Regions from separate parts of the Mus musculus genome. Here regions 2, 3, 4, 5, 6 and 7 are each linked to region 1. A link is a loop called in an ENCODE intact Hi-C map of the cell type or tissue named here. Cell type or tissue: heart. All regions are shown on one strand.

Region 1 (4,000 bases):
AAGAAATTCCAAGTCTAGCTTGTGAACCAATGAGTTTACTAGAATTACTGATGGAAGCGTGGGTATTTGGTGGTTAATCTTAGCAGACTTGATGGGAGTTCGAGCCACTATGGAAATGAGCCTTTGCACATGTTGTCTGTGAAGAAGTCTCTAGATTGGAACTGAGGTGGGAAGACATTCCCCAAATGTGGACAGTGCCATCCCATGGGCTGCATTCTTGAATAAACAAAGAAAAGGAGAGTGAGGTGAGCACCAGCCATCATCTTTCTGTTTCCTAACTGCAGACATGACCATGCTGCCTCATGTTCCTGCTGCCATGATGTCCCTCTGCAACAGACTGTATGACAATGAGTAAACTACTAAGATGTAAGGGTCACTTACAAAAGTGAAGGTGACTCAGAAGCTCAGTCACAAGGCTCATATGAGGCTGAGTGACAAGTCAAGGAGGCTGCTTGAGTTTCCTGGTTGCAGTCTACTATGCTGGAGCGTCCCCTTGTCCCAGCAATCAGTTACAGTTTATATAACCTGGAGAAGAGTGTGGCAAGTGTTGGTAAATCTCTTGTGAGTTCCTGGAACTCTCTTGTAATTGTTTGTTTCGAGACAGGCCTTCTCTATGTAGCCCTGGTCATCCTGGAACTAGCTCTGTAAACCAAGCTGGCTCCGAGCTCACAGAGATTCGCCTGCCTCTGCTTCCCAAGTGCTGGGATAAAGGCGTGTGCAATCATCAGCAAGTCCTTGTATTCTTGGGAGGTTTTATTTTTCACTCATCTCATATGCAATACATCCCCACAGCAGCCTCCCTTTCTCCTTCTCCCTGACCTTGCCCATCTCCCATCTTCCCCAGATCCATTGTTCCTCTCTTTCCCTTCAGAAAAGAGCAGGCATAAGAAGATGCAATAGAACTAGGCATATATCCTTTACTTTCTTTTCAGAGGGAATTTTCACTACAGGAAATAGCTAATAACCACTGGAGATGCCCATGTACTTGACCAGGACAGTTCAGGGTAAGTCATAGAATCTGAAGTACATAACACTATGAAGACAGAAGTCTCACCCTCCTGGTGTCACCAGGACGGTCCTTATCAGTGGCCTTACTCACTTGTACTGCTGTCATGTCAACTGCCCCCACCTCTTTTTCATTACACCTTACCCATCTCCTTTATGATCTCTAAACCAGCACCCCTACTGGACCATTTCTTGTCTGGTTTTCCCGAGCCTGGATCAATGCTTGCACAGAGTAGGTCTCAACAAATCCAAGCAAAGGGTCCCAGCCAAGCAGCCTTGAGACTTCGGCGACACAAGAGCCTCCTCCTGGGATCCTACTAGCCTCAGCCTAGTCGGTTCTCCCTGAGCCTCCAATGAAGTCCAGCATCTTTGGTTATAGGAGAAGCATGCTGCACGAAGCTGGCTCATGATCCTCTCGGTCTGACAGAACACAGGCTGCTGAGGAAGGGAAGGGTGGGCAGGGCATGCTGGCCAGCCCTAACTTGATTCCCCCCAAACATGAGTCTCCGACCAACAATGGAAGCTACTAGAGACTGTCTCTGTTAGAGCTCTCTCTGACCCCAAGGCTTCGTCTGTCTTCCATCACTCCTCTCCAAACAGAACACAGGTTGGGAATGATGAACAACAATGCGAGTCAGGACTTGAAAGACAGACAGCTCCTCAGCTTACCAAGGGCAGGCTATTCCCTACAGGACCGCTTGGGGGCTCCAGGCACCATCCAGTGAGCCCAGAAAACAGAGATTGCGATGGTAGGGAGGTGCGCGGCAACAGCTTGTGCTTACTTATGTTAAACAGATCCACTCAGTCAAGGGTCGGAGTGAGGTACGTGGAAAATAAAGCCTGCGGGGACCAGCGAAAGCAGCGGGCAGCCCCAAGTAAAGGGAACAAGAACACCAAACAGGCTGTACTACATGAGACCACATCCGAGAGGGTGGCACAGACTGAGGGGCACATGAGATTCTTTAACCTCTTCTATCCGGGTTCGAGTCCGAACCAGGCAGGAAAAAAGCAGCAGAGCTGGTTTCGACTGGAGCGAAACCACAGATGTTTGATCAAGGAGGTTAGGGCCAATGTGGAACTTTGCAGAACCTAGCATTGCAGAAGGTAGGGTGGATTCTTGCTCCGCTCGGGGTGGAGTCTAATAGGGAAGGGCGGGACCACTTCGTGCTACTTCTGGTCTATCAGGGGAGCTCAAAAGTCTCATGGGTGGGCCCGCTGTGAAGCGGGAGGGGCTTTGACGCGCGCCCCGCCTCCCAGTGGTGCGTCTTTTGCGGTGCAGGAAAGCTACTAAGTACGCGCGTGCGCATAGCGCGCGTGGGTCCTAAAGTGGTGTTTCGTGGGTTATCTTTGCAAATGGGCTCCGCGGCCTAGCGCCCTGGTGGCCTAAAAACGAAGCCTGCAAGGAAGGGGTTCTCCGCCGAGGTGAGGGCAGTGACGAAGGCAGCCGGCGGTGGGGTGGGGGAGGCGCGTCTTCTTGGGGCCAGGAGCAGACAAAGCCCCTTTGTCTCACCACGCAGCCGGACCGGGCTGGTTGGAGCCGCTTGGAAACCTGGCACTGTCAGGACCCGGGAGACTCGGGGAACCCTCCGGTGTGCGGTGACCAGGGCCCACATTCTGCTCTCGTCTCCGCAGCGCCTCGGTCCTGAAGCATGGCAGCCATCCCTTCCAGCGGCTCGCTCGTGGCTACCCATGACTACTATCGGCGTAAGTAGCCCCTCGCCAGCCCCGCCCAGGGCTGGCCCAGGGCCCTGTGGCTGACCCGCCTCCCCTTCCCAGGACGCCTGGGCTCCTCGTCCAGCAGCAGCTCCGGCGGAAGTGCCGAGTACCCTGGGGACGCCGTGCTCCAGTCCCCGGGTAAGTGCAGAACCAGCCAGCGGAAGGGCAGAGTTCACGTCCTAAGGCGGAGTGGGGTGGGGGATGGGTAGCGTGGAGAAGGACTTGACCCCATCGTGACCCTCCTTTGCTCCTCAGGTCTTCCCAAAGCCGACCCGGGCCACTGGTGGGCCAGCTTCTTTTTCGGGAAATCCACACTCCCGTTCATGACTACAGTGTTGGAGTCTCCTGAGCGGTGAGTCCATCTTCCATGTGGTTGTGGGGGTGGCCCCAATTAAAGCAAATGCCGACCCAGTGACCTATGCTCTCCTTACAGCTCGGCAGAATCCCCCCAGGTCTCCAGAAGCCCGATGACCTGTGGCCTGACTCCTGAAACCATGAAGCAGCAGCCAGTCATCCATTCTGGCCAGACCAACCCCAGGGACCTTTCCTGACCTATCAGAATCTGCAGCCTGCCCAAGCTGAAGTGGTGCTAGGCCAGTGCCTACCCTCTCGACCCTCCCTGTAAACTAGGAAGGCTGAACAAGAGAAACCAGTAGAAGCTGGAGAGAGCCCCCTCTTGGTTCACAGCACTGAACTTTCCTGACCCCATAACTGTGTCTTGGCACAAAGCAGAAAATAAACTCACAGCAGCCACCCTCCCCTGGTATGTTTGAAACATTACTGAATCCAGCCTTGCTTCCTGCTGGATGCTATACTGCTCCCAGGCTTTCCTGACAGCTCCTTGAGACCCTTCCCAGTGATACCCCTGCATCTGGTGAGATACCCTCTCAAGTGGGCCTGGCCCCAGGTAGACAGTCCAGGGGAAGCTGGGCCTCTGGCTGAGTTTGGGAGCTCTCAGTTCCTACACAGGAACCTGGTGGGTGATCTTGGGTCAGGCCCTCCCCACTACTTGCTGCACGGCTGGTTCCCCAAGGTTGGGGATACTAGCTCAGACTGAAAGAGGGTTACAAACACAGGAAGTCTAGCCTCTAGGTCAGAGGGCATAGGAGCTGAGGGGGGTGGCTGAAATGGCAAGGTTAGGGTGGAGTCTTAGGTGTGGCTCAGCAAGCCTTTCTGCTACCTCACCTGGTAAACAGCTGCACTCTCCCCAGGGAACTAAAGCCTGTGCCTCTGACTGCTGAGCCTCCCTCCTGCCTGCCCTCAGGGTATCCGGAAAGCT
Region 2 (4,000 bases), 310 kb after region 1:
GGGATCTTGGTGTCTGGGAGAGTAGGCAGTATATCTTCCTTCACTTTCTTTCTGTTCTTTCCTGCTTCCATCCTTTCTCTTCCTTGCAAACATCTGAATGTCTGTGCCTAATTCTTAAAAGCAATGTAAAGATGAACCTGATCCAATTTATGGTAATGTGTGGTATTTGATCAAGGGAGGCTGTGGAGTCACAGGAAAGTGCCTTTCACATTGGCTTGGGCTACAGGGTAGCTCCTGAGAAGAGAACACTAACGAAAGATTCAAGTAGTTCCCAGTGAAAGGAGACTCCTGGCACTACAGGGTCTCATTGCTAGCAGGTCTCAGCAGATGCTGCTGTGCGGTACCCCCTTCTCATTTCTGTATTCTATGGAGGGGAGATTTACAGAGGGACTGCAGACCTATATTAACAGGGCACAGAGTGGCGTGAGTCCTAGAGATCCTGAATCGTTACCAGATGTTAATGTTACCCACTTGTTACTGGGTGTCATCTTGGGCCAGACCTAAGCTAGGTCTGGGTCTTGTTCATGGCTCAAGAATGCAAAATGAATGTCAGATGTTCAGCTTTCCACTGTCTGTACTGTGGTCACTCACTACATGAAGAAGGGACTAATGCTCTTGTGGTTTCCAGCCCTGTGGGCAGGGGCTGACCAGGCTGGGTTAAGCAAAATGGTAAATGGAGAAGATATATTAGTGGACAGCCTTGAACAGGATACTGTCACATTCAATGAAGCACCTAGTCCTGTGCAAGAAGACACGTGCAGGGAGAAGAGCCAGAGAAGGAACAGGTAGTGGGAAGCATCTAGGAACTAGTACTCACTGGGGCCTAGCTGGAGAGGGAAATTCAACCTTTTTTATGTATATGAGTACACTGTAGCTGTCTTCAGACACTCCAAAAGAGGGCATCAGATCCCATTACAGATGGTTGTAAGCCACCAAGTGATTGCTGGGAATTGGACTCAGGAAGAGTGGTCAATGCTCTTAACTACTGAGCCATCTAACCAGCCCTGAAAATTCAATCTTGTAGGTGGGACAATTCTGAAAGAGGGGGAATATTGTTTTAAGGATTTTTTTTCTTCTGAAAAATATTAAGGGCCAAAAGAAATTGGAAGGCTTGCTTTTAGCAGAGAGTTGCCCAATGGTCACGACTTCCTCATTTGGAATGGGGCGGGGGGGCACTCTTGTTCTCCTGTCAGTGTTGACACACTAAAACCATAAGAACCTCAAAGCTCGGGGCTGGTGAGATGGCTCAGTGGGTAAGAGCACCCGACTGCTCTTCCGAAGGTCAGGAGTTCAAATCCCAGCAACCACATGGTGGCTCACAACCATCTGATCACGAGATCTGACGCCCTCTTCTGGCGTGTCTGAAGACAGCTACAGTGTACTTACATATAATAAATAAATAAATCAAAAAAAAAAAAAAGAACCTCAAAGCTCTGGAGTGATCTTTGGAAATTTACTTTAGCCTCAGTTTGCTCATCTGTAAACTGGGAGGGGGCGCCAGTGCTGGCTCACCTGATGCTGTGAAAAGAAAGTGAGAAAATACCGGAGTGCTTACACTGGGCTGGGCTTCAGTTATTTGGAGGGTCCAACAGGTCCCTGAGGTGTTCAGTGCTGTGTGAACTCTTCCAGTACCAGAATACAAGCCGCCCAGCAGCCCCCAAACAGCTGGCCTACTAGTGTGGGAATCCAGCTGGAGACAGCGGCACCTGCAGGGCAAGAAGACGAATCGCGCTCTCTACACTTTTAGTGCACTCCCTAGACAATAAAAAGTCTCCATAAAGAGGTTGCAAAAGCAAGTTAATTGGTACAATGTTTGCCCAGTATGCATTAAGCTCTGAATTCTCGATCCCCAATACGGTATAAATCAGCTGTGATGGTTTGCTCCTGTAATTCTAGCTCTAGGTAGGTGGACGCAGGAAGATCACAGTAAATTCAAGGTCGTCCTTTGCTGCAAGCAACCTGACTCAAAAACCAAAAGAATTTACAGGGGGTGGGGAGAGGTTGACAGGGGACTGGGGAGTACATAGGCCTGAGTTTGACCTGTCGAGGTGCAAAGTCAGAAGTCTTGTGGGCAGCCGAGGTTAAAGGTGGGAAGTCGGCGAACTGCAACACAATCCGAACCACCCATGCCTCGAGCTTCAGCTGTTCTGCCCTTTTTCACCCTAGAATCTTACTGTGGAACCAGACTAGAAGCATTGCTTCCTGCTTCGCTGCAGTCTGACCTATCAAATTGAAAGATTTGTCTTAGGTGGGGCCAGAAGACGTTCTTATTGGACACTACTTCACCGAGGGCGGGAAGAAGGCGGAGTACGAACCCGAGCGGAAGGAAGGCGGCGCGTCGCTGATTACGTAAGCGACTGCGGCCCTACAGTTCCACTGGCTCGTGTGTACGAAGCTGCCAGCTTGCAGTCCTCGGGGCTGGGCTCCTGTAGGACCTGCGATCCCAGCACCGACGCCAGCTACACCCAGCTGCCGCCTGAACATGGACTCTGCTAGCCAAGGTACCCGCACCGTGGATGGGCAGGGGCTGTGCCGCATTCCCGCCCTCCGAGTCGCGACTCGGCCCCCCCTCAGCCTCTGCCAAACCAATCCGCTGTTTCTCTTCGGCCAAGAGGCCCTTGACCTCAAGGCTCCCGATGGTCTTGCTGTGTGTGCCCTGGCGCCTCGGCCTCCCTTCGGAGCACTGCGAAGCGGCGTTCCTCGGCTCCCTCTCAGTTCCTAGAGTTTCATAACTCCAGACATTTCTCCTTAATGCGCTTCACCCTCTGTCCTCTCGCTGGCTCTGCAGCTCTTTATCTTTCGTTGGGCCGTAGGGGATACCACATCTGGTGCTAGGCTCCTGCGGAGACGTTGTGGGCGGCTCCCTACGGGGAAGGGGCGGTGCAACTATCCTTGTGTTTGGAGCAGCGCCTCTTGGGTGGTAACGCCACTGTAGCCTACTTAGAGATTCTCAAGGGAGAAGGGTTGAGTGAGTCAGGGGCACACCCAGAACACCAGATCTGTTGCCAAAACAGACACCTGAGGCCAGTAAGGAGTTGCTACGGAGAAGTGTGGTTCAGGCTCAGGAGATTAAAATCTTGAGAAGGTGGTACACTGGGGATGCTTACTTAACTACACTGGCTAAATTAAAAAAAAACCTTTCTACTGTTTGGCTTGCACTAACACATTACCTAAGCATTAGAATTTTGGGTTTTTATACATTCTGGATTTTTTTTTCTACTGTGAAGGGAATTTGCAAATTCAGAAGGCTATCTACTGTTTTATTTTCATCTTTAAGTAGTAGATTCTGGTCCCTGGAATGACACTGCTAAGGATGTGACTCAGTCATTGTTGTGTGACAAAATGTTTCCTGGGAAGCCAGGTGTGGTGGCACACGCCTTTAATCCCAGCACTTGGGAGGCAGAGACAGGCAGATTTTTGAGTTGGAGACCAGCCTGGTCTACAAAGTGAGTTCCAGGACAGCCAAGACTATACAGAGAAACCCTGTCTCGAAAAACAAAAACAACCCCCCCCCCAAAAAAAAAAACCTTTCCTGGAAGATGCATCACACATCTATCTACTCATCCCAGCTAGGGAACTCAGAACAGACCAAAGGTACAGATACCACCAAAGTCTACTTTAGTGAAGTAATGTGCATTATTAGGGTTATTTACAGGGATATGGGCAAGGGGTTACTTACAGGAGCAGAAATGACCCAAAGATGGTCGCAACAGCAAATTCCACCCCAACCTGGGTGATAGTTCACAAAGCTGAGAACCTTGAACACAATACACAGCCTGCAGGCAGCTCAACAGGTTGGAAAGTGTCCTTTCGAGGAGCCTCAGTTATAAAGAGGTTTACCTCTTCCAAGCAATTGGCCTGGTATCTGCTTCTTCTGGGCAGCTGCTCTGGTCTCAAAACTCGGCTTTGAAACCTTTCTCTTCTGAGTCATCTTTGCAGCTCAGTTTCAAGCTGTGAGGGACTCTCAGCTTTTATTGTTGACTCTGACTGGGAGGGACAA
Region 3 (4,000 bases), 390 kb after region 1:
GGCTTTGGGGTTCTCGTCAAGGGGTGGGCTGGCCTCATTGCAACCTCATCCTACCTGGCTGGCCTACAGCACTAAGTCTGGCAGGGCTCAGAGAAGGAAGCTTCCAAGTGGACTTCATGCATCTGAAAAGGAGCCACTCTGGGAGCCGCCTCGGAGGCAGCTCTTCTCACTACCTAGGTAACTTGTGGGTATGTCTACATCCCCAGACACCAGGAGCAGGAAGAGCCAATCTCTGTTTGCATGTGCATGTATGTGTTTATAGTTTGTCTGTCCCTCTGACTCTACCCTTAGATATGGTTGGCTGGATATGCCCTAGGATTGCTCTGGGAGGCTAATATTGTTCTGGGCAGGGGTGCAGAGTTAAGGAGTCCTAGGGAATCAGTTCTCTAAGTTTGGCTGGCTAAGCACAACAGAGGATCCTGACATGTTCCTTGGGTACCCCAGCAGGTCAGGATCAGTGGGTAGCAAAAAGGCCACAGGTCTGTGGGAAGCTAACATCGTGCTGGTCTTAGAAAGGGAAGGCTTTACTTAATTCCAGATTTGTTACTGCTTACAGAATAGACCTGTCCCACCTATTGATTCACTAGACTTGGCTCCAAAATACCACACCCTGACCCCAGAACTTCATCTTTACCTAAGATACACCAGGCTACCTGGCTACTACACTCCTTAACTTCCATCTTTGAGGTTTTCTTCTTTCAGGGCTCCATTTTAGGCCTCAGGGCTGTCTGAGGTAGGTGGTGCTGGAAGCTGCTGCTCAGTTTTCATTTTCCCCTGGCTATCCCTTAGGTAACAGCGCTGTCATCTATGGCTCAAAGCCACTCACCAGGGAGTTGCTGCAGACCTGTATGTATCCTTATACAGAGAAACAGAGAGAGGCTACTGAGGACCTAAGCCGGTGCCTCATGGATAAGGAAACTCCATGGAAGTTAGAGCTGCCCTGTAATTTGCATCCCCCATATCTTAGAAACCAGAATGAAAGGCCTACAGCAGAGACTGAAGAGAGGAAGGCTCATCACTTGGACCACCAAAGAAAGGTCTCAAGATCCCTCTGCTATGGTTAAATCTAGTCAAGCAACCCATCCCGGTGCTACTGTGGAATTCCTGCAAGAGGCAGAAGGCGGTTCAGAGTCATCAAAGCCATTTTTACAAGGTAGACATAGGACTGGGGGATTAAAGGCTTTCATGGCCTCACTTGCCAACCTGCCTCCCCCCCCCCCCCCCAAGGCTCTGGGTGAGTACCTATTAACTTCTCTCCACTCTCTAATCCCAAATCCATCTCCACTTTGCATATCGACATGAAAGCCAATGGCGGTGCTGGCTAAGGTCAGACAACTCCAAGGAAAAGGCCTCAGGGGCAGGCAGATAGGGAGCCAGGTGCTGGGAAAGGCAATAGGAGAAACCTCAAGCTGGGCTTTAGTCTACCAGCGACTCCCTCCCCTACTGCTGCCAGTGCCTGAGGCACCAGGGCAGTTTGTATCTTCTCAAGGTGTATCCCCAGGAACCTTCGGAGGAGGAATTTGGCCACGGCCTCACAAAGTCTGACTCCTGGTCAGAATGCCTGGAGTGTGTGAACTAGCTGGGATTCACCTCATCCACTGCCAGCACCTCACTTTCTAAAGGCGTCCGGGGTTACAGCTTCTCAGGCGGTGCACTGTGGCATGCAAAGCCGGAAGACATTTGGCCTTCAACTGACTCATACAGACCGGAAGAGGTGTCACGAGCAGTTTCCAAGCATGGTCACTGCCCCCTGGCGGCCACGACCTAGAGTTGCTACAAGTGATGATCAGGCCGAGTGAAGACAAGGACCCTTAAGTCTCCTACTTCCTACAAGGACCCTTATCTCCCCTTCCATTCTCCTGAAAGCCTCGAAAGTCTCAAAGGCCCCCAAACTCTCGGACAGGTGGCAATCACCACCCCATCTTACATTCACAAGCACCACTGGCCGCCAGGTGCAACTTTGCGCTCAATTTCGACGAACTCAGAAGGTCGAACACGCCTACCGCCCAGCTGGGGGCCCAGAGCCAAGTGCGCACCCACTAGGAACAGAGACCCACGCTAAAGATGTCAAACAGGTTTCCATTCTCAGTGCCTCCAAAAGCTGGAGCTTGGGCCAGTTCCGCCTTCCGTCCGCTGGGGCCCTCCAGGTCGTCTGCCACCTCCCTCTCCCTGGCAGGGGGTGGCTGACACATAGCCCAGGAGGCCCCAGGGCGCTGGAGAGCCGCCGAAACCTGTCCAGGATCCACAAGGCTGTAGAGATCAAGCTGCCCATCTATGGAGATGCCGGGAGCCGTCCCGGCTCTAGGAAGAGATGCAAGCCGTGCTCCGACCCCTCCCAAGAGACAAGCGCGGCCCCTGCCTTATTCAGGCCCGCGCCTACCGGTCCTCGCACGCCGTTTCATTCTGCTCGGCCTGGCGGCCAGGCACGTCTGGGGCCACAGCAGACTGCAGGGGCGAAGGGGCGGCGCTCATTGAGGCCGGCGGCGCAGCCATGGCGTCCCGAACCTGGCGGAGGCCGGGGAGGCGCACCGGGAGGCAGGCACGCTGCGGACTACAATCCCCACAAGGCCGTGCGGCAAGCCCCGAGAATGACCTTTGCCTCAACACAAACTCAGCCACACAAAATCCCTGGAAAAAAAAAATCAATAAACATTTATTTGATACAGTGACTTTAATACATAGTTGATGGCCCACCACCGCACCACTCCGGGCCAGGGGATGAGGATGAGGACAGATGACCACAAGGCGGGCAGGACCAAAGCTCACCTCAAAACATCTTGCAAATAAAACACTTTGTAGATAGAATATATATGCATGTATATCTATGGTTACAAGTGATAGCCAGAAATGCACTTGTGTAATGAGAACTGCATTATAACCAAACCAAGGAACCCAAAGTTTAGGAGGCGCTGCAGTCAGGTATGTGGGGTGACCTGGGAAACCAGGTCTCCAGGGCAAGGGACCTGGGTTTCACCCAACAGGGGAACAGCTCTCCCTTCAGAACCACCATAGGGACAGGAAGATCCCAAAGCCTCCAGGAGGCACCATCATCTGCCTGTGCAGGAACATAAAGTGCACCCTGGTTCTGCATGAAATGTCTGCCCTTGGCACTTCTGTTTTTTTAGGGCAGGGCAAGCGCTGAGCCAGAGGTAGATCTGTAGAGACCCTGACTTTTGCATTTTGCCAAGGACCCAGGGTTGGTTTGGCCCTCTAAGTCTATGCCCACCCACCTTCTGTAGCTCTGCCATGATGGTCCCTCTTACTGAGGATCTGTGTAGGCTGGTGGTTACCTTTGGGCCATAGTAGGGAGGTGGGCAGACCGATGAGCCCTGCCACCATGGAAGAGCTTTACAGTCTAGTTTGCCACTACTTACCAGTCACCACAGGCTGGTACCTATCCAACTGCAGCTTTTGACAGCTGCCCCAAAACTGACCTCAAAGACTGAGTTAAAGTGCTAACATCAAGTTACCCAGAACAGTCCCATAGCAAGGCTGTATATGGGCTTTCTGGTTCGTCCTGGAAAACTCAGCCCCCAGCAAACCCAGGTCCTACTTCTCCCTACAAGTGCCAAGTACCTGAGAGGCTAGGGTGGATGGTCACACCCCACAGAGGTGTTGTGAAAAGTGCACTTTGGCCCCCTTCCCTTCCACAGTTGCACACAACCACTCCAAAGCCCCAGCCTACCCTTTGACACTGGATCATACCCACCTCTGTAGCCACCTCTGACCACATCAAAGTGTGTAGGAATTGGAGAGTCCATTCAACACCTACAACACACCAGGCCATGGTTACCTTGCCCAGAGTCAGAGCCTTTCTAAATACATGTGTACAAGGACCTCACCCCAAATCTCCCTGGAGCTGGCCTTCTTGGAAACGCTCCCTGCTGAGGCTGGGGGCAGGTGCTAGTCAGTACCACAGCAATACCTTCGGCACCAGGAAACCCTTAGCACCATGACATTAAGATTGTTGAGTTTTGTATAAAAAAAACCCAGAATTAAA
Region 4 (4,000 bases), 86 kb after region 1:
GTCTGCAATTCATCAGAGGTCAAAGCTTGGCCTAACACAAGGGATTCCTCAGTGAACGCTCTTGTGAATAAGAGGGTCCTGGACAGTCAGCCCACAGGTTAAGAGCTGCTGTTCTCCCAGATGACTTGGGTTCAATCCCAAACACCCACAGGGAGTTCACAACTGTCTGTAACTCCAGTTCCATGGGATTCAACATTCCCTTCTGGCATTTTACCCAAAAGGCACCCAAGTAGTATACAGACATCCATATAAATATAAATATCCAAATAAAAATTAACTAAGAGGGTCTAGGAAGATAAGGAAAACAAAAGTAGTGTGAGATACAGATGATTCCTGGGAACAGCAGTTAAGGCCTAAGGCCAGGGTACCAATGTTTGGCAACATCAGATATCCAGGCCCTGGAGAGCTGCCTACAGTAGTAACTCAGTGTGGACAACATGTGGCTCGAAAACACTCAGACTTACCAGACATTCCCGAGAAGAGCAATGGATATTAGAACAGACTAAGAGTTCGGGAAGAGGAGGTTACTCTGGGTTAAAACACAGGGTTTTCAGGTAAGCAGTGCTGGCTACGCCTTTAATTCTAGGAGGCAGAGGTAGGTGATCTCTATGAATTTGAGGCCAGCCTGGTTCACAGAGTGAGTTCTAGAGCAGCCAAGGCTACACAGAGAAACCTTGTCTCAACAAAACAAAACAAAACAAAACAACCCATAGGCTACTTACTACAGAGAAGAAAGAACCCAGAGTTGTGTCATACATACTAGGGCACAATTACCACTGTGAGACCTCTCCGTTAAAGTCACCATAGCCTCCAGCCTGACCACTCTACTTACTCTACATTAGCATCTAGAAAGCACAGGAACTAGTCCTTGAACAGCAGGCACTTCTGTTCTAAGGACTTAACCTGATCTCTCCTGTGGAATATGTGATGATTGTAAGTCAGCTCACTTCCCAATCCTCAAGATTTATTTTATCTAGAACCAGGTCAGAATGAGAGTTGAAATACAAACTTGAAATCTAACTTTTGAGACACATTAATGACTCCTCATTAATGGTGGTGTACACCATTAATCCCAGTTCTCAGGGGACAGAACTCTGTGAGTCCAGGGTAGCCTGACTTACATAGAAAGTTCTAGGCCAGCCAGGACTATTTAAAACAGTGATTCTTAGTCATCCTAATTCTGAATAACTAACATAGTTTCTCAGATGTGGTGACCCCACATAAAACTATTTTCAGTGCTACCTCATAACTAAAATTTTGCTACTATTATGAGTTATAATGTAAATATCTGTTATGTAGGATATCTGATATACAACCCCCATGAAAGGGTCATTCGACTCCTTAAAGAGTCTCAACCCACAGGTTGAAAAACTCTGATTAAGACAAACTGTCTCAAAACAACAACAAAGAATTACTCTGATCTGAACAGTAATATTAAGTGGGAACACCCGGACTCCAAGAAGTCTACAGGAACTTGGAAAGGAAGCTATCCTCCCTCCTCAGCCAGAACTTTGGATAAAGCAAAGGACAATGACAGAACTAAAATTACACCTTGTCCAAAACAAATTCTTCCAAGGAAGGAAGTCAGGAGAGGGTGTGGGGAAAATAGACCCAAAACCTTCAGTTGTGCTATTTAGGAAGAGTCTACAGCTCCTGACTCTCTCTCTCTCTCCCCCTTTCTTTTTTTAATAGCATGCAGCAAGAGTTAAGTCTCATTTTCCAATTAGTAGTATAATGGAAACTCTTCCCATTAGAAATGCAAAGTTTAGCCGGGCGTGGTGGCACACGCCTTTAATCCCAGCACTTGGGAAGCAGAGGCAGGCGGATTTCTGAGTTCGAGGCCAGCCTGGTCTACAGAGTGAGTTCCAGGACAGCCAGGACTACACAGAGAAACCCTGTCTCGAAAAACCAAAAAAAAAAAAAAAAGAAAAAGAAAAAGAAATGCAAAGTTCCCTATCCTTCAGGATATGCCTGCTTTAGTGGCTACACAGGTTCTTCCAAAGGAGGAATTCACAGCCTCCTCTGTCCTGCAGAAAAAACCTGACATGATGCTACCCTTGTACTAAGGCCTCAGATGGAAAAGGTTTTATCCTTCATGTTGTTTTCCATCAACCAAGGGAATCATTTATATTATTCCCCCCACTTAACTTAGGCAAACTCTGATCAATTTACTAATGGGATAGAGAAGACTCTTCAGTTCCCAGCCCTGACTAGTAGAACCTTCCATAGTTAAGACAAACTCAGGCAGGTATCTTGATATGTGATAATCACATGAAGAACCTGTGTTTTAGTTATGGAGTGAGGTCACCCAGACAAAGCCAACCCAACACACCAAGAAAGCAAAATCCATTGGTTACTCTTGTCCGTGAAGTTCTGTGATAGTCTATCATATAATTTCTACAGCTAAGTTGGTAATTATATCAGGGTTAGAACTTATGTTTCTCCCTAAATAACATAGAAGGATGGGACAAAAGGAGACACTAACTACTAGGTCTCATGGCAGAGGAAAGAAACTTCTATCTTATCAATTTAGAAGGTGGAAAACTTGATTAATGTTTGAATTTCAAGAGGAACATCTTGGGCAAAAATGGAGAACTTATAGGGAGTATAGGGATTGAACTATTTCATACCTCCAATTGTCAAAGGTTTAGAGTAAACCAAACCTGTGTGCCTGTAAGAGCTTCTATTTTGCTCTCCAAAATTCAAGATAGTACCTGGCCAAAGGCTCTAACAATCTTCAGAACCTACCAAAAAAAAAAGCAGATAGAGGCTGTACTGGCTAGTTTTATGTCAACTTGACACAGCTGAAGTTATCACAGAAAAAGGAGCTTCAGTTGAGGAAATGCCTCCATGAGATCCAACTGTAAGGCATTTTCTCAATTAGTGATCAAGGGGGAAAGGCCCCTTGTGGGTGGGACCATCCCTGGGCTGGTAATCTTGGGTTCTATAAGAGAGCAGGCTGAGCAAGCCAGGGGAAGCAAGCCAGTAAAGAACATCCCTCCAAGGCCTCTGCATCAGCTCCTGCTTCCTGACCTGTTTGAGTTCCAGTCCTGACTTCCTTGTTGATGAACAGCAGTATGGAAGTGTAAGCCGAATAAACCCTTTCCTCCCCAACTTGCTTCTTGGTCATGATGTTTGTGCAGGAATAGAAACCATGACTAAGACAGAGGCCACCCACAAGAATTCATCACATGGCTTTTGAACAAATTTGCCCCCCTTGCTATCCCAACTGTTTATGCTGAATACAGGGAGAGGAAGTGTGCTGGCTGGTTTTATGTCAAATTGACACTACGTAGAGCAATTTGAGAAGAGGAAACTTCAATTGAGGAAATGTCCCCACCAGATTGGCCTTTGGGAAAGCCTGCCATATATTTTCTTGATTGATAAAATGATATGGGAGGGTCCAGCTTACTGTAGGCAGTGCTATCCCTAGACTGGGTGGTCCTGGTGCTATAAGGCAAGCTGAGCAAACCATAAGGAGGCAAGTTAGAAAGAAGCACTTCTCCATACTTCTACTTCAGTTCCTACCTCCAGTTCCAATTTTGAGGTTCCTGCCTTGATTCTTCTGATGCTGGATATAAAGTAAAACATAAAATAAAATCTTTCTTCCCATGTTGCTTTTGATTATGGTGTTTTATCACAGCAATAGAAATCTTAAGACAGGAAGTTACAGTGTTTTTAATTCTTAGGACTATAATCAAAAGGCATTTAAACCACACAGTCCTCAAGTCACCTATGAAGCCAAGACCCTGAGGCCTGGTACCGTACACAGCTGGACATGAAATGAGAGCCCTTGGGGGAGAGGACGAATGAGTTGTCGGGGATGGTGTCAGAATTCAGGAGCAGCCATGATATCTTTATCAAGTGTCCCAGTAAAAGGCTTATGTGTTGGGGATGGCCCTAACTTAATGATACTATTTTAGGAGCTTGAAATTATATGAAAAAAAGTGTATGGAGGGAAGTCGTTGGAAATATCTTGTTCCTAGTCCCCTCCCATCTT
Region 5 (4,000 bases), 100 kb after region 1:
ATCACAGTAATTGTTACTGACTAGCATTCACCAAGCAGCACATATCCTCCTGCCTCAGCCTTTTGAATGCTGGAATTACTGATGTGCACCACCACCACACCTAGCTCCAAACCTCAACAACTGGAAGCTCTTACTCTTATGAACTTCTGCTAGAAAGCATAATGCTAAGCTTTTCAGATTCCCCTTGTTAATTACCACCTGTAAATATGCCAATCAATGATCTTGGTTCTGGGCGGAACCTGGGTCTCTGGAGGATCCCTAAGGGCCAAAGGAAAGTAAAGGTTGACTTCCAGGCTACTAATCATCAATAACATCCAATCCCTGTACTACCCTGACCCAAAGACCCAAGAAACCAAGAAATATAAGCTGACTAAAACCAAGGATGATCGCATGGAAACCTTCACAAAGAAAAAGAAGCAAGAAGAAACTAGGGGCCATTTTCCAAAATAATCACAAGCTATTAAGAATGAGTCCTACCCAGAGGCAGGTAGATTTCTCATCATCTACAGCCTCATCTACAAAGTGAGTTCCAGGACAGCCAGGGCTATACAGAGAAACCCTGTCTCTAAATAAATAAATAAATAAAGTCCTAGGTTAGTTCCAGGTCAGTCTTAAATATTTTTTCCCCTCTCTCCTTTTGTCATTCTGTATGTCTTGGAACTCATTCTGTAGACCAGGCTGACCTTCAACAACATCTGCATCTGTTTCCCACATGCTCGGATTATGGCCTCAGTCTAGATACTAAGACTGTCTAGGAAGGCAGGGAGGAGGGAAGATGAAATGTAGGGACTAGTAAACCTTACCATAAGGCAGGCCCATTCCATGAGTTGGTCTCCTGGCACAGAAGGGACACCTAAATATCTTTTCAGGTAGGTCACAAAGTGGGTTAATCTATGGCCTAGGTTTGTTTTTCTCAGTCACATACGCACATACACTGACATGTTTGTTCTTGGCACTCTCCATTTTATATCCAAATGGTATGTATGTATGTGTACTCCAGGATGTCTTCCCAGAAAGCTTTCCATATTTCCTATGAAGAAACAAACTAGACAGGTAGTCATATTATCGATTTAATTTTAACTTATTAAGAATGATAATTTGAAACTGTTGGGTTTGAAATGTTTTCAAGACAGAGAACATTGGCTCAGCAGTGAAGTAACCAACTAAATACCTAAAAATGTCACCAATCGTGACTAAAACTGGGCCAACCGATTCGGTTCCCAGCAATAAGATTATCCACTCAAAATAATTCCCTCCAACCACACAGTTCTACAAATGGGTCCCCATCAACGTGGTTCCCATCTGACAGGTCCACCCTGACATGGTTCCACTGATATCAAGTACCTATCCTGATGATCCTGGCCTCTAGATTCAGTTCCAAGCCAGGGGTTCAGCAATACGGGTCCCACCCATGAGTCGTTCCCAATCTTTCCACCCGCCCTCAGGAACCCGACCCATCTGGTGCCCACCGATGGGTCCCAAACACCACCACTCCCGCCTAACCGCTCCCCACTCCTCCAGCCCCTTCCGCCTCGGCTTTCACGGACGACCCGACCCTGCCTCTGGCGAGGCCAAGATGGAGGCCGGAAGCGAGCCGCCTTCGCGAGCCCTCCCGCCAGGCGCCCGCGCCCGCCCGCCAGCCTGACGCCGCCGCGCCTGACGCCGCCGCCGCCCTCGCGCGCCCGCCGCCCCTCCCCCGGCCTCCCCTCCCCCCGCCGTAACGTCCTGACGCTCCGCAGGGACCCCTGACTGGACGGCGGCGCGTGAGCGGCGCGAGAAGCCTCGCCGCGGGGGTGCGCGGGCGCGCCGATGCCGCTTACCTGGGCCCACACGGGCCTGCTCCGGCGCCCGGCTGTGACGGGTGCGGCGGCGGGTGGTGGCGGTGGCGGCCGCAGCCTTCGCTCCTTGTTGGGGATTCGGCGGCGGCGGCGGCGGCGGCGGCGGCTCGGGCGCGCGCTTCCTAGTGACGCAACACCGAGGCCGCGCACGCACGGGCCGGGCGGGCCTGGAGACTTATTTGGCGCCCAGCGCGGAAGCGAACAGTGTGGTGAGATACTGCCCCCGTAGGACTCTTGTGCGCCTGCGCGTGTGGTCTGCGTGCCTGCCCAATTAGGTGTTCTGTGGTTCAGGCCGAGGTTTGTAGTCCTGGCGTTTGGGCTCCACTAGGGAACCGAGTATCCCAGGTGTGTGCTTTGCAACCCAGCCTCGGCCTTGCAGTGACACTGTCCTAAAACTCATGTGCGGACGTTCTTAACCATTTCTGACAGAATCGTGTTTCTTTTTTTTAAAATTGAAGGCATTGCGAATTTGCTTTTTCAAACTACTCAGTGCGGAGCGGTGTTTTCACGAAGTTGACCAACTGACATTGCAGCGGGTAGTCCAACATGATTTAAACTTTTTTTTTTTTAAACGGACTCGCTATGTAGATCAGACTGACTTGGAACTCAAAGAGCCCCGAGTTCTGAGATTAAAGTGTGTATCACCATGCCCGGCCCATTATTTAAAGTTTTAAATGAAATTTAAAAGTTAAGTGTCGGGGTTGGGGATTTAGCTCAGTGGTAGAGCGCTTGCCTGGCAAGCACAAGGCCCTGGGTTTGGACCTCAGCTCTGAAAATAAATAAATAAATAAGACAAAAAGTTAAGTGTCTTAAGTATCTTGGAGCCATAAAAGTCTCATGGAGGGCCTTGGGTGCCCGAAGAATTTCTTTTATTTTTCTAACTTGTAGGGAAGGTCGCGTATTTAAGGTAACCAACATTTATTAAGTTCCTTACAGTTGAAAGCCAAAGACAAGCAGTTCTTGTGTGGTTCAAAGGTAACATCAGGTCCTGTCAAAATGAGACTTGTTTATCTTGGCCCTGGTGGAGCCTGGGCACCCTGTTAGACATTGTAGTCTTGGCAGTAAAACCCTTACCTTCCCCACCACCCCTTGCTTTCAAGCAGCTGAAGACAGCCAATTCTAAGTGCCAAGCCAGCTCTCAGAATGTGATCACTAGAATTAAGGGCTTCAGGATCCCTGCTCTGCCCATCTTAGAATCCTTAGAGTAGAAATGGATGTCTGCTTGGACGGGAACAAGAGTTCACTGTTAACAGGGTGGCAGCTAGAATGGGAAACTAACAAGCAACATTTTCACGTAATTAACACTGTAAATAAGAGACTTGCACTTTCACTCTGAAGGAGATGAGGAAGTCTTTGTCATTGCTGTTTGTTTTGGTTATGTGAGTTTGTCATTGCAAAAATAAATGCTAATGAGATCAAATGGTCTGGCTAGAGAAGAGCTGGTGGCCAGTCTGAGCATTTGTTCAGGGAAGCTGAAGAATGTAGAAGACCACCACCATCGTTGGAGGCATGCATAAGCTCTCCCAGCTTGAGTCTAGCAGATGTAAAAAATCAGCTTCCCCAGCCTGCTCAGAATTACAGATTCTGATTGCCAGTGCCTGAGATTAGTTCTACTGTAGGCAACCCTCATCAGTGCAGAGCCGTATCTGTGGAAGGAATAGGTGGTGTCATCAGCTGGTATTGCTGTGTGCCCGCCACCCCTAAGTGAGTGAGTTCCCACTGCCTAAGGAGATAGTAGCAGAAAGCAGGGGATCTAGGAGGTGACAGGCACGGTGCTATGTCTGAGGTAGGAAGCAGTCCTCTCTGTGTACTGAACATGCCATGACCTTGGATTGCCAGCCTTCAGAACTGTGAGTGGTAATCTGGATTATTTATAAGACACCTACTAGGTGGTTATTTTTGTTACAACAGCCTCAGTAATCTAATTCCCCAACAATCGAGAAAGTACTCCCAAAACAGATCCACCTTCACAGGGTGTAAGAGTAGCTCAAAAACCCCGTCACCTGTTGGAGCACGGGCCATGTGAGCACCAACTCATGATAATGGTGCTGCTTTATGCCCACAGAACAGGAGACTGTGTAGGCTCAAATATGTCATAAATAAAGGGGAGACAGGATAGTTCCACCCTACTATGGAGTTCTGATTAATAAATATAATAGGAA
Region 6 (4,000 bases), 50 kb after region 1:
TGTAGGAAGCTGCAGCGGCGGAATTGCTTGGAGTTTGAGCGCAGGAACTTCCACAGCACAGATGAGGGTAGGTTTGTGTACTCTCGGGCCTTCTGTGGTGCAGAGCAAACCACGGTGTCCAGAAGTCCGTCCTCCCTAACAGTCACAGTCACTTGCTGGCTCTCGTCGAGAAGTTCCTTCAGGATGGCGTCATCAGCATTGAGCTCCCAGTCAGAGGGCCAGAAGTCAGACTCAGAATCTTCCTCAGACATCCCCCCTTCCAGGGTGGACACTTCTGCTGCTGCATCTCTAGAGGCTGAGTTCCCGCTTGCTGTGTCTTCTGCTGCGACTGCCGCAGTCTGTGCCTTGGCTGCTGCCTCGGCTCTGGTCTCTGCCTTCACCGTGACCATGGTCCCTTCAGCTATGAGCCTTTGTGGGCCCTGGGCCATAGATTTTTGCTCTGTCTCTGGGCCCCTAGCTTTGAGTGTCAATGAGGCCCAGTTCTGTCTCTGGGCCACACCCTGCTCAATCTGTTCCAGTGACAGCTCCTCAGGGAAGGCGCTGTGGTGTTCTATGCACTCGCGGATGAAGCTTCTCCAGAGATTTCTGCAGGCTCCAGAGGAGCAGAGGGCCACAGCATCTCCCACAGCCACCAGCTGAGACTGGGCACGAGTCATGACCGTGTTCAGTACTCGAGGCTCAGTGAAGAACTCTGAGGTTGGTGCCCCTGGGCTAAGCAGACTATTGCGGTTGTGGACAGAGCTCAGTACCACCACCCGGAACTCACGCCCTATAGGAGAGATGGGTCAGATGGCCAGGTAGAACCAGCAGCCCCGCCACCTCAGTCCCACCCTACATATATGTACATCAAAGAAATGGGCTGGAAGCTGCCTCCCTGTTAGGCCAGCCTCTGGCCCACATTTCTGTCACCTACCTGGCAGGATCTCAAAGCTGCCCACAGACACCTCACCAAGGTTCCTCCTTCTTAGCTCCTGTCTCAGCGCACTAACCTGCAGACAAGTCCAGGGTTCTAGGGGCCTGTCACCCAGTAAGGAACAGGCCCTCCTGCCAATCCCTCACCCTCACCCTCACGGTCATATGGATCAGCTTGGAAAGGAACAAAGCAGCCTTCACAGATAAAGAAAGGAAAGGCCAGAGGAGACAGCTCACCTGGGCACCATGAGAGACAGCACAGATGTGTCTCTGCTCCCGGGGTCCCCAGCAGTGAGGCCAGGTGTTATAGATCTCCCGCACCTTCTCCACCACCTGGGTGACCTCAGCCGAGTTAAGCCAGGATGTCATGGACATGTCCTGCTCAGGGCTTCCTGCCACATGGCAGAACATGAGAGGGTAGTGTTGGGGGTGACGTGGGACTTTGCCACTGGCCTGGATGGGATTACCCTTGGCTAAATAGAAATGATGGGAGACGAAGTTGATGATGGCTGCAGTTGACCGGTAGTTCTCATGGAAGATGATGCGACTCTGCTGAGCGATCTTGTGTGCCTCCTGCTGGTAGTACAGGAAGAGGCGGTGCAGCAGCGTGTGCCTGGCTGACTTGTCCCTAGGCACGCTGAAGAGCCTAGGTGTGACCTGCATGTGGTCCCCTGCCAGTACTACACGGGTTAGTGACAAGGCATAGGAGAGTGGGATAAGGGCCTCACACTCCAGCATTTGGGCTGCCTCATCGATGAAAATGTGGGAGAAGAAGCCCGCTGGCACCTGGAGCTCACGAGCCTGAGAAGTGGTGGTGACCACTAAACGGTGATGTACCAGCTCTGGGCCTGTGGGTGGGCGAAAGGCCTGGCGGTCCTCAGTTAGGCAGCAGTACTGCAACGTGGTTGGATCAGTCTGTCTTGGAGGACGATCTGCATACATCACCCTGAGTGGAGTGGCCTCTGGATGGCCACTGCTGACGTAGTCGTGGAAATACTCCCGGATATAGATGTCTGCAGCACTGTAGGAAGGGGGAGGCACAATGGGCTGCTGCTTTAGGACTCAGGCTGCTGGCTAAAACATGTGTGCAGCCTTGCCTGGATGCCAGGAACACTCATAGGGCAGATAGACAGGGGTCTTGCCCAGGGACTCAAATTCCTCAGAGGACAAAAAGCAAAGACACAGGGAAGGTCAGATCTTGAAGAAAAGTGGGCAAGACTTGGAGAGCATGGGTGGTCAGGAATAGCTTAGAGAAGGCAGTCTCTTAATTGAGGCCAAGGGGAAAGATAGCTATGGCCTGAGACCACCCATGGCTAGGGGTTGGCACTGATCCTGAACACAGCTCCTGGGTGCTGCAAGCTTTGGCAACAAGAATGGTGTCTGATCTTCAGGAGTAGAGCTTGAGAGTTAAGAGGCCAAGGAAGCACTGCCTAGGATCTTCAGATAAGCAACAACAGCCTTGACACTCAGACCCTCAACTCAGCCTAGAAATTAGCTCAGGACATGTGGTTATTGACCTGGGCTCTTCCACCCCATACTCTGGGGCTAAAAGAGGACTCCGTGCCTGTAATAATGTGTTATTAGGGAACTAAAATATAAATAAATAAAAAACCCACATTAGTCAAAGAGGAACTTCTTTGTTGAATAGCCTGTTTCTATATTTAAGAGAGAGAGAGCCTTGCCTAAGAAACATAGGGTAGGCCAAAACACATTACTACTATAACTCCCTCCTTGGTCTAGGGTTTGTGGAAAAGGAACCCATATCTCCATAAGAATCAGAGAGATGGGTGCTCTGAGAAGCAGGGCAGCGGTGAGCAACCTGGAAGCAGCTCTGGGCTCACCTGTTGGTGTGTGTGCAGATGAGCACCTTGGTGTGGGGCTGCTGGACAACCTCAAGTGCGGCCATGGCCAATGTGTACGTCTTGCCGGTGCCAAAGGGGCCATAGATGAGCAGTGGTGGGATGTGCTTTGTGCCCTCGGGTCTTCTGCCTGCAATGAGCCCCACAGCCAGCTTCTGTTTGTGATTGCCACGAAATGAGGGTGGGGTGGGCCAGGGGTGGGGCAGGGTGCAGGCAGGCAGGTCAGGAACCACCAGGTGCTCCTCGAGCAGTGCATCCACTGCCTGATGCCAGAACCGGAAGGTCATAGGGTCAATCTGGAACTGCACCTCCAAGATGGGGCTGTCTTGGGCCTGCAGCCCCAAAGCCATACAGCATCGTGCTGGTAACAGCAGCCACAGCGCATGGTCTGAACTGGCCCGTGCCTCCAGCCGCACTTGGTATACTGTACTGTTAGGCGCAGGCACGGGAGCCACAAGGGCTGTGCTGACTGCTCGGCTCAACAGGAAGCCCTGATCAGTGTCTGGCAACAGAGAGGAGTGGAAGGGGACCTTGGCATAGAGGGCCCCTGGTGGTGCGAAGAGCATGCCGAGTGCTGGTGTCTCCAGTGCTGTCTTCAGGGATACCTGGCCCTTCATGGCCAGCCTGGTAGAAAGTTACAGGTCAGCTTTCTATGCCATAGTCAAAGACCTATCTCTAAGTCCAGACTTTAGCCACTCCTGCTAGCCCACTGCCCCACTTACTTGGCTACTAGCTGCTGCTGGGCTGCTTCCTCCTCATAGAGAAATTTGTGCATCCTCTGTCGGTAGTTCGAACGAGAGATGGGCCCCCAGTCCGGAACAATCTGATTGAACTCCAGGGCCAGGGAGGGTAACTTGTACTTGGCCATCAGGGCTTCCTGCTCGGGTGTCCAATCTACCTCAAGCACCACGTGGCGGTTGCCTGTGTGCCAGCATTCCAGCTCCTGGGGGTGGCTGGGTGCTGGCTTCCCATTTAGGCCCTGGCTGTGTGTCTGGCCTAGCTGCAACTTCAGCTTCTGGAGAAGCACTGGCCTGCGACCAAAGTCAAAGACCACCCACTGCTCAAAGCTGCCGAAGGCGACAGCCTGCACAAGCACCCCTACCTTGTATTGGGCTGGGGAGCTTTGTACACAGAAGTGCTTTCCCTGTGCATAGAGCTGGTGTGGTGGGAGACTGGGGGCCACCAGTGAGAAAGCTGCTCCAGGCTCTTGATTGAGTAGGGCCACATGT
Region 7 (4,000 bases), 410 kb after region 1:
AGAATGCAAAGCCTGGGGCTCCACAGGAGCACTCAATAGGGAAGGGAAAAATTCAGCTTTCATTTGAGTCATAATACTGTTACATGTTCTCAGCCATGCCCACTGTTTTTTTTTTTTTTTAAGATTTATTTATGTTATGTATGTGAGTACACTGTAGCTGTCTTCAGACACATCAGAAGAGGGCATCAGATCCCATTACACATGGTTGTGAGCCACTATGTGGTTGCTGGGAATTGAACTGAGGACCTCTGGAAGAGCAGTCTGCGCTCTTAACCACTGAGCCATCTCTCCAGCCCCCCCCCCCCACTGTTTTTTCTAAAACAACTTTTCACTATGTAGCCCTTTGTAGACCAGGCCAGCATCAAACTCAGAGATCTGCCCGTCTCTGCCTCCCATATGCTGGGATTAAAGACGTCTTTTACCTTTTGTGAGTCTCCCAGGATGTGGAACATCAGACTGTTGGTGGGGATCAGTGTGCACACAAAGGTGTGTTCAACTTTCCCTGTGTAAGTCTGAGTTTTCACAAGTGTGATATACCAATGCCCATAGGTTATTACATGTCTAAGTGACCATGTGTTATCAGGTGGTAGTCATATATGGGCATCATGATGTAGGTGAGGGCACTACATTCCCTGAAGCTGTGAACTGCCTGAAGAGGGTGCTGGAAACTCAATTCTGCAAGAACAGCAACTGTGTTCTCTCTCTCTCTAGCCCCACCTCCCTGCAATTTTTCTTTATGTGTGTATCTAAGTGTCAAGACATTTTGCAATGCACTTATGTGCACCATGGGTTATGTCATGTCTAGTGTTAGTGATTATGTATTGTATTTATGCACTTGGGTAATTATATCTGTGCATATGGGGATGTTATAAATCTTTGCACAGATCATTGGCCAATTGTGCAAGTGTGTTTGTACATATTTAAGCATGTCTGGGTGTTGTGTCACTATGTTTGTGGCCTATACCTCAATGTTCCTATTTGAATGTCTGGTTATTGTGTTCAGAGTGTGTGATTCATGTGCTATGGATGTCAGGGTATGGCTGAAGAGTAAGCCCCAACAAATAACCATGTTAAGCTGTAGTGATAGTTTATTTGGAAAAGGGGTCTTTGTAGATGTAACTGACGTTTCTGAGATCTATTTGGACTAAGTGAACCCTAAATTTAAAGAAGATATTTGAGAGGCAGACGAGAATGACCACAGAAATAGATTTGTGATATAGCCTCTAGCTCAGGAATACTAGACAGCCACTACAAAGCTGAATAGATAAAGAACTCTGCTCCACTTTTAGAACACCTCTGTTTCTGTTTCTTTGCTGGGGATCAAACCGTGATTTGGGACACAAACCATGTCCAATATCACTGAGCTATACTCCCAGACCATGAACCAGCAAAAATTCGCTGCTAGATCAGCTCCAGAAAGCCTCATTCCATGTGTCCAAACTATTGTTTTGAGCCTGTCAGGGTTGCTATGTCCCAAACTGGGATGATATCCAAGGACTTGAGACATGTTTTACTTTTTAAGTTTCTTCCTCCCTCCCTCTCTCTCTCTCTCTCTCTCTTTCTCTCTCTCTTTCTCTCTCTGCGACAAGGATGTTTTATTTTTTTATTTTTTTACTTGAGACATCTTGTTTGTTCTGATGTCCTGGAATTACCAGGTAGCTTTCTCAGGATGCAACACCACTGCCCTCTAGTGGTGTTCTATCTGCAGGCACTGTCCTAGACACCCCTTTGCTCCCCAGAGACCCAACACTGAGGCATTTGAGAACCAGATTTATTTCTGATTTTTTTTTTGTCAGAGTATATATAAAAAGTGACCAAAAACCAAGGAAGAAAGGACAGGGGCATAGGGAAGAAAAGACAGAGAGAGGGGGGACAGAGAGGGCCCTCTGGCTGCAGGCACCAGGACTGGGGGATTCTAGAGGCAGGCAAACACAATAAGGGAGCCCCCTTCCATGGATGGAGGGCATACAGGATGGAAGATGCCAGGCCAATGGCCCAAATTAACTGTAATGAGCAACCTTGAATCGAGGCCAGCTCTTGGCACACAGAGGGGACTGGAGGCTGAGCCTCAACTGTCCCTGAGATTTTAGAGTCCCTGGGAACGTTGGTAGAGAGCAGAGTGAGAGTGAGCTGCCAGGGTCATCCTCCTTGTCCTCCTTCCTGGCAGCAACAGCCCCCAAATACCCAAGGAGGGGTTGTCCAGGTGTCTGGCGACACATGAAAGAACTGCCCTACATGATTTTCTTGGTTGAGAACAGGTTTTCTTGGGAAAGCCACAGAGGTGCACATGAACACAGACAGACAGACAGACACAAACACACATTCTTCAATATGGTCTCTACTAAGAGCCAGGGAATAGGGAAGCTGTTTAAAAGCATGACTTCTTCAAAGGTAAGATTGAGAACATTGCTGAACTGGTGGGCTGTGCATAGAGTCACCTGTACAGCACTGGAATCCGTGCCACTTACTGGGTTTGCAGCTTGAGCATCTTGGACCCCTCTCAACCTCACTTCTAACAAGTGGGTAGAGTATACTGACGTTTCATAATCACCGAGTAAGCACATGGCATGATGATTGATCACCATTAGTATGGACAGCAGGTTGGGCCTGCTGTACTCTAGGAGAGCTAGGGGACAGATATACTTGAAAGAGAGCCAAGACAGCTTGGCCCACTGTGTGGCTGATCTGGGGGTGCCCGGGAAAGACACAGAACTAAGATTTAAGGGGAAGACTCATGACTCAGATGGGGGATGGTCACATGTTGGAGGGAGAATAAATAAACAGACTCCCTGGGAGTCTGGGGACATTCAAACCCCATTCTAGTTCCAGGCAGCTACCCTGTTTGCTGCCAGCAGCACCAGGGGATGGGACCTGGGCTTGGATCTCAGAAGAAGGGTCTATAAGCAGGCAACAACCACCCACCCAGCCACAGGGCAGAACCTGTAGTGCCTCTCCAGAGACACCTGGAGGTGGAAGTCTTGCTCCTCCCTGATCACTGGGCTAGGTTTAGCCACTAGGGTATCCTGCAGGATCCAAAGGGGCTGTAGGGCCAATTCTGACTCATTCTTGGCTGTGGGCTCTGGTCACAGTGTTGGGGTCTGGGGTCCAAGTATAGGCAGCAGCTAGGACATGTTTCCGAAGGAAGCTGTAGGATGGATAGGAGGAAAAGCTGAGTTTTGGCACACCCAAGGATGGTCCTTACTGGATGGCCCCCTTTTGTGTCGAGAAAAGTCACCCTCCACCTTCAGCCTAGTCCCTCCCCCTAATCCTGGTCCCTGATACTAACCTTGGCTGAGCAGCTTCAGGCTCCGCCCCTCCTCACGAACCTGCAGGTGGAGTACCTGCTGCAGCACCTCCTGCCTCTGAGCCTCTTGGGTCAACCCCATTCTCTGCAGCTTATCTGCATTCAGTCGAAGCAGAGCTCGGCCTAGGGAGAGAGAAGGGAAGGCAGTGAGGCAAACAGAAGCAAAGCATAGGAGTCTATCAGGATAAAACAAACAAATAAACAGACAGACATGACCAAGAAAGTAGAGCAGAGATTCAGAGATTCTTAAAGGAAGAAAGGTAGAAAGAAAGACAGGATTGATTAAAAGAGGCCAATCAGAGAAGCAGCACACACACACAAGGCTGAACTCAGGAGGATACAGGAGAAGACAAGGCTGACTACGTCTTGAGCATTCTGTTTCTCCCTAGCCAGTGACCCCACTATACCAGTGATGGCATGCTGGGAGAAGGCCTCGACGTAGACGAGGTAGTTGTGAGGACAATGCTTCTTGAGCCACTTGCAAACGTCTTGTTGGCTCCACAAGACCACTGGCCTTGTCAGGCCACCCAGTGAAGGGCTTGTATGGTACAAACCATAGTGATCAGAGTAGAGCCGGGCCTGCAGGTGGGGAGGTAGGGTTAGTTGAGTGAAGATAATAAAACTGAGAGCAAGGGCAAGGATTTAGGTGGGATAGGTAGGCACCTGGGGGATCTCTGAGCCGGGCTGTTGAAGGAG

The links. Hi-C counts contacts between places; a loop is a spot of excess contacts. Peaks named below come from ENCODE experiments on the same cell type or tissue, not always from the same donor. Only the 100,000 strongest peaks of a DNase experiment are listed, where the experiment ranks them.
Region 2: it touches region 1 in a loop (4-fold over the local background); 2 of 42 quality-filtered maps call a loop at or near these places.
Region 3: it touches region 1 in a loop (2.1-fold over the local background); 8 of 42 quality-filtered maps call a loop at or near these places.
Region 4: a loop joins it to region 1, with 2.6 times the contacts of the local background. A loop is called at or near these places in 12 of 42 quality-filtered maps.
Region 5: a loop joins it to region 1, with 7 times the contacts of the local background. A loop is called at or near these places in 10 of 42 quality-filtered maps.
Region 6: a loop joins it to region 1, with 2.6 times the contacts of the local background. A loop is called at or near these places in 9 of 42 quality-filtered maps.
Region 7: a loop joins it to region 1, with 2.1 times the contacts of the local background. A loop is called at or near these places in 8 of 42 quality-filtered maps.

The regions. Positions count from the first base shown.
Region 1 is chr2:181,185,028-181,189,027 of GRCm38, forward strand. It overlaps Ppdpf (pancreatic progenitor cell differentiation and proliferation factor), which reads left to right and starts at 2,220. Exons shown (of 5, transcript NM_001356427.1): 1 at 2,220-2,427; 2 at 2,638-2,709; 3 at 2,782-2,859; 4 at 2,977-3,073; 5 at 3,155-3,477. The coding sequence starts at 2,655. The coding sequence ends at 3,272. In heart, CTCF peaks have their summits at 1,701 and 2,280; DNase peaks (open chromatin) are centred at 1,744, 2,234, 2,794, 3,764 and 1 weaker place; H3K4me3 peaks cover 2,214 bases; H3K27ac peaks cover 2,084 bases; H3K27me3 peaks cover 316 bases.
Region 2 is chr2:181,494,832-181,498,831 of GRCm38, forward strand. Abhd16b (abhydrolase domain containing 16B) reads left to right here. Exons shown (of 1, transcript NM_183181.2): 1 at 1-149. It overlaps Tpd52l2 (tumor protein D52-like 2), which reads left to right and starts at 2,311. Exons shown (of 9, transcript NM_001373959.1): 1 at 2,311-2,501. The coding sequence starts at 2,483. In heart, a CTCF peak has its summit at 1,712; DNase peaks (open chromatin) are centred at 1,630, 2,320 and 2,880; H3K4me3 peaks cover 2,026 bases; H3K27ac peaks cover 1,722 bases.
Region 3 is chr2:181,579,476-181,583,475 of GRCm38, forward strand. It overlaps Uckl1 (uridine-cytidine kinase 1-like 1), which reads right to left and starts at 2,498. Exons shown (of 15, transcript NM_026765.3): 1 at 2,381-2,498. The coding sequence starts at 2,493. It overlaps Zfp512b (zinc finger protein 512B), which reads right to left. Exons shown (of 17, transcript NM_001164597.1): 17 at 2,628-4,000. It overlaps Uckl1os (uridine-cytidine kinase 1-like 1, opposite strand), which reads left to right. Exons shown (of 3, transcript NR_027289.1): 2 at 968-1,153. In heart, CTCF peaks have their summits at 1,776 (motif pointing left) and 1,992; DNase peaks (open chromatin) are centred at 1,686, 2,296 and 3,126; H3K4me3 peaks cover 2,272 bases; H3K27ac peaks cover 2,238 bases.
Region 4 is chr2:181,270,776-181,274,775 of GRCm38, forward strand. All of the region lies in intron 2 of Gmeb2 (glucocorticoid modulatory element binding protein 2), which reads right to left. Among named protein-coding and RNA genes, the nearest start is that of Gmeb2, 15 kb to the right of the region's middle. In heart, no CTCF peak of the experiment used is centred here; no DNase peak of the experiment used is centred here.
Region 5 is chr2:181,286,064-181,290,063 of GRCm38, forward strand. It overlaps Gmeb2 (glucocorticoid modulatory element binding protein 2), which reads right to left and starts at 1,903. Exons shown (of 10, transcript NM_198169.2): 1 at 1,821-1,903. In heart, a CTCF peak has its summit at 2,192; DNase peaks (open chromatin) are centred at 1,628 and 2,028; H3K4me3 peaks cover 2,340 bases; H3K27ac peaks cover 2,358 bases.
Region 6 is chr2:181,234,603-181,238,602 of GRCm38, forward strand. Helz2 (helicase with zinc finger 2, transcriptional coactivator) reads right to left here. Exons shown (of 19, transcript NM_183162.2): 5 at 3,494-4,000; 6 at 2,754-3,395; 7 at 1,150-1,933; 8 at 914-989; 9 at 1-769. Among named protein-coding and RNA genes, the nearest start is that of Helz2, 5.4 kb to the right of the region's middle. In heart, a CTCF peak has its summit at 1,506 (motif pointing left); DNase peaks (open chromatin) are centred at 259 and 3,679.
Region 7 is chr2:181,593,461-181,597,460 of GRCm38, forward strand. It overlaps Samd10 (sterile alpha motif domain containing 10), which reads right to left. Exons shown (of 5, transcript NM_172676.3): 2 at 3,968-4,000; 3 at 3,712-3,883; 4 at 3,287-3,427; 5 at 1,755-3,145. The coding sequence ends at 3,123. Among named protein-coding and RNA genes, the nearest start is that of Zfp512b, 3.0 kb to the left of the region's middle. In heart, a CTCF peak has its summit at 1,697 (motif pointing left); no DNase peak of the experiment used is centred here; H3K4me3 peaks cover 54 bases.